Linked DNA regions of Homo sapiens: region 2 is linked to region 1. Evidence: read pairs that join two places in POLR2A ChIA-PET (ENCODE). Cell type or tissue: PC-3. All regions are shown on one strand. Links, peaks and the distances in the headings refer to the core of each region. The heading gives the core; the rest is flanking DNA.

Region 1 (4,403 bases), core at 290-4,289:
CTGTACCAATGCCAGCCTGACCACAGTGGATTCCAGCAATAATAATATAATGCCCACTTCTCAGAGGTGTAAGAATTAAATAAAATTATGTGTTTAGGTTCTGTTTTTGCCATTGTTTAACCTCTCCATTGCCTATCCTCATTTCAATTGCTACAGCCCATCTGTTCAGATTTGTCAGAGTCTAATAAATTGTCTGAGGAACCAGATGGATAATTAAGGCTGAAGAACAGAATAGGGGTATTAAGCATCCCGTGGACACATCCCCAAACTCTGTCCTTGGAAAATTGGAGAAGGAAAAAGTATCCTTTTGTTGGCTATGAGTCATTCCTTTGGAAACCTGAACAAGGTAAATTTAAGTCACAAGCCTGAGTTTTGAGGGCAGAACCTAATAGAGCTCAAGATTTCCACCAAACTTAAATCTCTGCTGACTGACATCAACAAAGATACAAGCCACCTCTTCAGATTGTGTAACAATGAGAAAACAAGTGGGAGCTGTCAAAGAAATGGAATTTGACTTGCTTTTATGGAAGAAATTAATCAACCTGACTGTATCTTAGAAAAAGACAAGTGAAAGGTTGAGTCTACCTCTAACATCTTTTAAACTTCCTCCAAAAAATAGCAAGTGAATATAGGGCATTTCAATTTACTCATAATCAAATGAGGCTAAATGATTGTAAATTTATTCATATCAGTTTCTATACCAATAATTTCACTTTGGTTTTTATGAAGAAATGTCCTTTCCCCTTTTCGAGATAATTTCTTCGCCTATATCCTTGAGCCTCAATTCTGTTTTCTCATCTTGCCATTAGACTTATTCCATTAATATTTCTTTCTTCTCCTATGTTTTTTCTCCCCCTCTCTCCCTCTCCCTTTCTGTCTCTCTGAACTTCTCCATATTTTATAGCTAAAACTTTATTCCAAGTTTTAAAGAAATACACACATATATACATTTTGACTGCTTTAGGACAGACACTTAGGTAACTATCTACTTCATCACTCTTCTTCCCATTATGGCCTGACCACTTGGAAAACCAGTTTACTCATGACCTCCACCCTCCAATTCCCCATTCATTAACCCAACACACCACTGAAATTACTCTTTTCAAGGACACCAATCCATTTTACTCATGTATACTTTGTAGCTAATTAACGTGGACCTAGTTTCATTCTTAGTCTACTTATTTACCTAAATAAAAATGTCCTCTTTAATGCTCTATCTTCCCTTTGAGTCCATTGTGCCATGGCATCTAGGTGCTTTTCCTGCCTCTTTTTTTTTTCTTGATCTTCATAGTTACATTCTTTTGCTTTACTTTCCCACATAAATGTTGGTGGTACCCAACATTCTCTTCTGTGCCAACTTTTCACTTTAATAATCTCCCTGGGCAACCTCATTCAAGTGCAGGGACTTAACTATTACCTCCACCTTGATGATCTTCAAATAATATACATTGCTACTCAGCAGATCTCTTTCCTGATATTCAGAACTAATATCCAACTGCCCATATAGGTCATCCTGGAGATACTTCAGCTCAATATAGGTAGAACCAAAATTAAACCTATCTTTCCTCTTAGGATCTAAGTTGAGTACTGGCATTACCATCTGACAACCAGTCACCTAAGCCAGGTGTCATCCTAGGTTTCTCTTTCTCCTTTGTACTCCATTGATCATAAAGTTTTTCCAAGTCGACTTCCCAAAAAAGGTGTTCCATCAGTCATCGTGATTGCTTAACTGGGCTGTGGAACTCCTTAACGGATACTCCTGGCTTCATTCTTGGCCTGCTCCAATCTATCTTCCACGCCAATCCATCTTGCCTGAGGTTGTTCTATTGTGTTACCACCCTAATTAAATCTTTATCATTTATTAAGTTTGTAATCATTTCTTTTAAGGTTAAGTCTGTAGCATGCTTACTTTGGCCCTCTATGATATGGCTGCTGGTTACCTCTCCAATCTCATTATCTGCCTTTTCTTCCTCGGCAATTTGGAGCATGTAAAGTTTTGAGGACACGCCATTTTATTGCATGGCTTCATGCCTTTACCCATGTGCTCTTTGTCATCTATCCTCACTCCCCTTGTCTACATTCAAAAATTCTACTCTTCCTTCTCTCTTCTTGGATGCTTTCCTTGAATACCTCATCTTTGTCTGCCACTTACTACCAAGAGAAGGTTGAGCATTTCCTCTTTTGCATCTCCATCTGTTTTTATGCCCTATTGAAGTACCAATCACACTAAAATTTGCCAGTTATAGATCTAGTTATCTTCCCCTCTTTTAAAAATAGGATCTCTAAGAGAGAAACATTATATTTTGTCTTTGAGTCTTCAGCACCTAGCCTAGTGCCTGGCTCCTAGCAGGATGTTAATAGATGAGGAATAAATGGATAATTTCAATTTATAAATAGGCAGTAAGAGCTTAACAAAATGTATTAAACTGGGGAAATAATCATGAATTAGCACTCAGAGGAACTTACAGTCTAGTGATACTTATAAATCAAGTGACTTATACACAAAAAAAACACAACAGAAATTGATGGATATATTGTCACTGGTGTGACTTCACAGAATAAGTGTGTTATTGTTATTATCTGTTATTGTAAGTATCCAGATTTGCATAACAGATAAGATAGGAAGCAGTTACTTACTTTTCACAAACGTTACTATTTTGTTAGTGGATTTTCCATAGGATCTCTTGAAGTTATCAGAGTCTATAAAATAAAGAAATTCATAGCAAGTTTCTTACATACAGATTGTATAAGGTTAGGTACACCACACCTCATCTTCCCGTAGCCTAGCTCTTTTATTTTATCACCCATAGGACACTCAAGAGTGATGCTCAAATAACTTCTTAACAGGCTCCAAAAGTAAAAATCAAGTCAGGTCAAAATCAAAGGACATAAGGCAGGAGGCCAGTGGAAAATTACTTTCCAGGATTTAAGAACTGGCATGCTGAAAATGTGAAGCCAACATCCATTTAATATTGAAGCTGTTGCTTTACACAGGTTCCAGAGGGGTGTACTATCTGAATTACGTAAAATTCCAAGCATATTTCATTCATTCATTAAACAAATGTATTTAAAAGTGACTCTGTGAGCCCAGAGTGTCTTACGCCTATCAGAAGAGCCTAACTGCCCACTCAATGTAATTTGTTCAGGTTAGTCCCAGCACAGAAGAGCTTGGGGCCCTTGTTTCATGTTTGAAGTAATCAGTGTCCTCTTAATCTCCTAAACATGATTGAGAAAGAATGCCATCTTATTTCTTTTAGCTACCATCTTGCAACCTTCAAGAGAACCAGCTTTTGGCAATTACCTGCCAGAGGCTGGAGGAGGCAGGTGGATGGGAAAGGGGGAGATGTTGATCAAAGGGTACAATATTTCGGTTAGAAAGGAGAAATAAGCTGTAGTAATATCTTGCACAGAATGATAACTATAATAAATAATACTATGCTGTATATTGATTTCTTTTAAATTTAGGGACAGGTTCTCTCTCTGTTATCCAGGCTGGAGGGCAGTGGCTCAATCATAGCTCACTGCAGCCTCAAACTCCTGGGCTAAAGTGATTCTCCCACCTCAGCATCCCAAGTAGCTGGGACTATAGGTACATACCACCACACCCAGGTAATTTATAAAATTTTTATTTTGGAGAGGTGAGGATCTCGTTATGTTGCCCAGGCTGTCTTGAATTCCTGGCTTAAGTAATATTCCCACCTCAGACTCCCAAGATGTTCGTATTACAGGCATAAGCCACCATACCCAGCCTTGCATTGTATATTTCAAAATTACAAAAAGTGAACTTTAAATGTTTCCACCACAAAAAAATAAGTATGTGAGATGGATCTGTTAGTGTGATTTAATCGTTCCATAATATAAACATAAATCAAAACATCACATTGTACTGCATAAATATATATAAAATTATTATTGTCAATTACAATTTTTTTAAAAAGAGAGAGAGAGAGCAAGCCTAAGGATGAGGCAGGTACTGAGAAAAATCACAGATAAACAAGACCAGATGCTGATCAACTCTAGGTTTTACAGTAATGTGAGTAAATGAATCCCAGTATTGGTTAAGTCAGTGTGTTCTGAGATATCTGATATTTGTAACAAAAGTCACCCTAAATTAGAGAAAAAATAAGAACTAGATCATGAAGGACCCTTTAAACATGTTAAGGCATTTGACTTAAAGAGACTAGGAAGCCACTGAAAAGTCTTATACGGAGTAATAGCATGACTGTTGACCTTAATAAACTTTGACTTTCATCAAAGGGAAGATGATAATCTGAATTTTATAGTTTGGCTTAGTATTTCCTAAAGGAACTCTATAGAGGAATTCTATAAGTGAATTGATAACATGTTTGTCCATACATCAATAACAAGTTTTTGCTAACAACTCTCCTACCTAAACAGTATTT
Region 2 (4,403 bases), core at 202-4,201, 120 kb before region 1:
TATACTGCCAGAAAATCCTCCAGGTAAAAAAATGAGATAAATATCACATTGTTTCCAAACATAAATCAATGTTTTCATCATTTAAACATGTCAAGTCTCTGTCATATACAAGACAAGGCAAACAAGAAAAAAAAAGAGAAATATAGCAAAACTCTGCATATCAAAAAAATTTAGAAGTGCATTTAGGGTATTGTAAAAGAGAAAACAGTTAAGTTTTTTCACTTGATTCTAACAGTAATCTTGCAAAGTGGATCATCTAACTGAAAGAGAAACAGACTACAGGAGATCCAAGTATCATGCCAAGGCTATACTCCTGGGAAGGAGCTTGTACTTTTTCCCCCTTTACCACAAATAGCTTATAATGCAATATGAAAGAAAATGCATGGAAGTTACAAAACACCTGTAAAAATAATGTGCCAGCAGGTGTAGGAGTGAAATTGGTGAAAGCAAGAATACATCTACTCATAGGCTTTTCATCTGTTTTTCTCTGTCCCAGAGTGAGGAACTTCAATAGAGTTGTGGTTTTCTGGGAAACCCTGACTATAGGTCCATCAGGAGACCCCTTTGTAAATTTTATTCTCAGGGATGGTAACATTTTTTCCCCACAGAAGACACCTGCCCACTGAAGACCCTGGCTCCTGATAGGCATAGAGACCTTACAAGGCTTTTATTTATCTAATGCTATGCAGCATCCAGCTGAGTAGTGTAAAAGAACAGCCATTTAGTTATCTCTCATGATTCTTTGGCTTGACTGGGCTCAGCTGGATTGTTCTTCTGCTCCACACAATTTCATCAAAGAGCTTTAGCCATCTAGGGGCGAATTAAGGTGGAATGTCCAAGTGGGCTTACTAACGTGGATGGCAGTAGATACTGGCTCTCAGCTGGGAGTTCAGCTGAGGCTGTCAGCTGAAGTGACATGGCCTTTCCATGTGGGTTGAGTTTTTCACAAAATAGCTATTGAGTTCTATTAGGGGCCATTTTGATAAAAACATTCCAAAAGGAAGTTGCTAACTCTCTAATATCTCAGTTTTGAAGTCCCAGTATGCCATTTTCACCGCTTTCTGTTGGCTCATCTAGATTTAGAAAGAAGAAAAATAAGTTTTACTTCTTGATTTGAGCATGACCATGAACATATATAGAGGAATTGTTGGAAGTCATCTTTGGAGTCCAGCTCCTATAAAAGTTGCACCTTTGACAGATAGAGAAGCTATAGATATGATCACCTCCGAATGCCCCCAAAATCTTCCCATTAAGGGACACTTGGTAAATATCATACATATTGAGTATAAAAGTGTCCTGTTGACATAGAGCCACAAATGACTATAAGCAGATATAAACATGGGAGACTTTTTGAGGAGTTGAAATTTTTATACTAATCTGACTGAGATGGTTACATACAAATTGAACAACCTCAATGACCTAATATTCAATTAATGTTTATATAATTGAAGCAAATCAGACCTTAATCCACAAACTGATATCTCCCCAACTTGATGTTTTGAGCATAGAAAACACAGTGTATTTATGTGTCTGAATTTTGTTGTAAAGAAAGCTGTAAAAAATCAGGCAGACTATATTTTAAGGTTCTAAGATGGATTCCTGTCAATCACAATGAATTGATCTAGACCAAAGCTTTAAGAGTATCCAAATAACATATTTGTGACAGATGGTGGAGCAGATGACTAACTATGCATTACGTTGGGGTCTTGCCAAACAGTCTTTTGAGTACAATCTGTCGAGTGATTGGAAATGACTCATGGATTTATACAATGCATTATATTTACAATGAAATAAGACAAAGAAATATCTCTAGATGCCAAAAATGTATCTTTTGTGAAGAAAAATTTTAGACAATGCAACATTACATACATCCTCATAGCAATTTCCTATTGTTATTTAAAAGTCATGACCTGAGGCTGCAGTGAACACAGCCTTAGCATTTTGATAAGACAAGACAGAGCCAGAATACCAAGCAAGTGTGAAGCAAGCATTGTCTCTGAACCAGACAGAGATGAGGGCAAAGGAAAGGGTGGGGAGGAAACAAAGAAATAAATAAAATTACTCATAGTGGATACTCTCAAGCAGGTCCAATCTCAAATCTGCTCTAAGAACCAGATGCTGTGCACACATAAAGTATAAGAAATTTCTTACCTTAATATTCTTAAACATAGCTGTGTGTAATGATTCTTTTTAAATATAGCCTTTTAGATAATTTGAATTGGTGGGAGAGCAAATTCCCTAAAATCTCGTCCTAAAATAGTCCTTGTCATTCCTGTTATTCAGGCCTTTGTTTGTTGGTTTATTCATTAATTATTTATTTATTATAGCACAAGTAGTTTAACAGCTATAAGAAAGTCCAACAAAATAGAGATTGTCATTAGAATTACTGCGGTTTTGTTAAAGATTAGGTAGGATTAGAGGGTGAGAAATGGCATTGGGTGGGAGAAACCTCTGACTCATTTTAAGGCTTTTGATGCAATGCAGTTGATTATAATTCCATTCAGGCATTATATACCAGGGAGAGGAGTTGGAGGGTTGGTAATTTAGCTATAGGAAATTTCTGCACAAAACCGACCCAATGAAACTTCCCTGGTGAGGTCCATCTGCCTCCTCCAGACGCTCTGACCACCAGGATGACAACATTCCCATTGGTCCTTCTGTACCCTGATCCTTATCCATATATTGCCTGCTCCCTCAAGGTGCTGTGCAAGTTAAGAGCAGTCTATCTCCATGGCTGAGACACACACTGGTTTGGCTACAGTAATACCATGTGTGACTGAGAGGTTGTAGGGGACAGCTTTATTTTAATACATCAGGTTTGCCAAGAGTATTGTGCCTCTTCTTCAACACAATCTAGATGATCTTAAATGTAATATGAGTCTCAAGGTAAATGAGAAATCAATCCTACATTCATCAATACCAGCAATTTACTACCCACTCCCCTCACAGTCCTGTGCAAACTCCCAGTCTAGTGGTGGGTGGAAGGCCACCATTTCATCAGGTCTCTCTTTGCAGAACTTTAGGCCTCATTTCAGTCATAAAAACAAAAATAAATACTGGTGACTTTGAGAAGAGTTAAGGCCCTTGGACTGCTGTCATACACACACTGGGGACAGGAGCCCTATTCAAGGCCATCTCACTGCTGAACTTTAGCAATTAGAATGACTTTAGCCACTTGGCCATTAAGTATGCTATTTATGGGAGGAGAGGAGGGAAGAATCCAGGCTTAACAAACTTTAGTAAGAAAAATGCCTTTATTTGTACTCTTCCTGCTGGAGATGCTAACAGAGCAAACTGCATCACATTTCCTCTTTCTGCCCCAGGCACTGTGCACAGTTTGCAAGTAAGGGAGGGGGCAGCTAAGTGCAGCATCTGAGTCCTCCACGAGGGATTCACCAGGATTGAATCCCTCCAGCTCCCCACTAGAGGAAACAAGTCAGAGAAAGATGCATTCGGATAGAACACTGGGCAGGTGGAAGGAAAAAGAGCTGATTCCAAATGCAATACAAGGTTGTGGTCACCACACGGGGTTAGCATTTGGTTCTGATTTGAACTGGAGACTGTATAAACTGAAGATGCAAGAAACCATACTCAGGTCAGCAGCTTCCACTGGATGGACCTAGAAATGCTGACTACCCTTTAGATAACTGCCCCTGAGGAATGCCACATAGGACGTAGGACTTGCAGCAAACAAGCTGAAGTTCTGGTCACTCTGTTCTTGCAGAAGAAAACCTTTGCCCCTGTGCACAAGAATGACTCCATTCTCAGGAACCTCCTCCAGGATGTAGATAAGATGATGACTTCCATTTGGCAGCTGGGAAGGATGTGAAGAGGGCTGAGGTCACAACAAGTGCCTAAAGTAGCTCACAGTCAGAGCTTCTGGACCCCTGATGACAGTCCATCCACTCAGAGGTCTTCCTCAACTCTGCAATCCAAAATAACCCCCTCCCTACATACTCTATCAAAATCATTTTCTTTATACCACTTGTCGCTATCTGACATATTCTTGTTTATTCATTTTTACTGCTTGTTATTTCCTCTCACTAAATGTAAATGTTAAGGGAACAGTGTCCTGTCTTTTTTCACTGCTTTCTTTCAATTTTTAGAACAGAGTCTGGCACTAAGTCAACATTTACTAAATTTTGTTTGTGTGTTTCCCTTCTATTTTTCTTCTGCATATATATTCACATACATTTGCAATTATCCTATGCATATAACTTTTTAGATTTTTTTCTACTAAATATTATAAGCACTTATGTAGCCACAGCTTTATAATGATACATATAAATAACTGCTTAATATTTCTTCTAGCTGAGTGCCATAAGTATACCACTATTTCTGGACAACTAATTTATTTCCAGTTGGTTTATTGTTATGACAAAACTTTTACTAAACATGTATTT

Evidence for each region. Peaks named below come from ENCODE experiments on the same cell type or tissue, not always from the same donor. Only the 100,000 strongest peaks of a DNase experiment are listed, where the experiment ranks them.
Region 2: POLR2A ChIA-PET joins it to region 1 with 5 read pairs; 2 of 35 experiments call an interaction of 5 or more read pairs at or near these places.

Annotation. Positions count from the first base shown.
Region 1 is chr11:106,346,559-106,350,961 of GRCh38, reverse strand. No RefSeq gene overlaps it. Among named protein-coding and RNA genes, the nearest start is that of LINC02719, 220 kb to the right of the region's middle. In PC-3, for the core only: no CTCF peak of the experiment used is centred there; no DNase peak of the experiment used is centred there.
Region 2 is chr11:106,470,856-106,475,258 of GRCh38, reverse strand. No RefSeq gene overlaps it. Among named protein-coding and RNA genes, the nearest start is that of LINC02719, 340 kb to the right of the region's middle. In PC-3, for the core only: no CTCF peak of the experiment used is centred there; DNase peaks (open chromatin) are centred at 1,708 and 1,998; H3K27ac peaks cover 1,328 bases.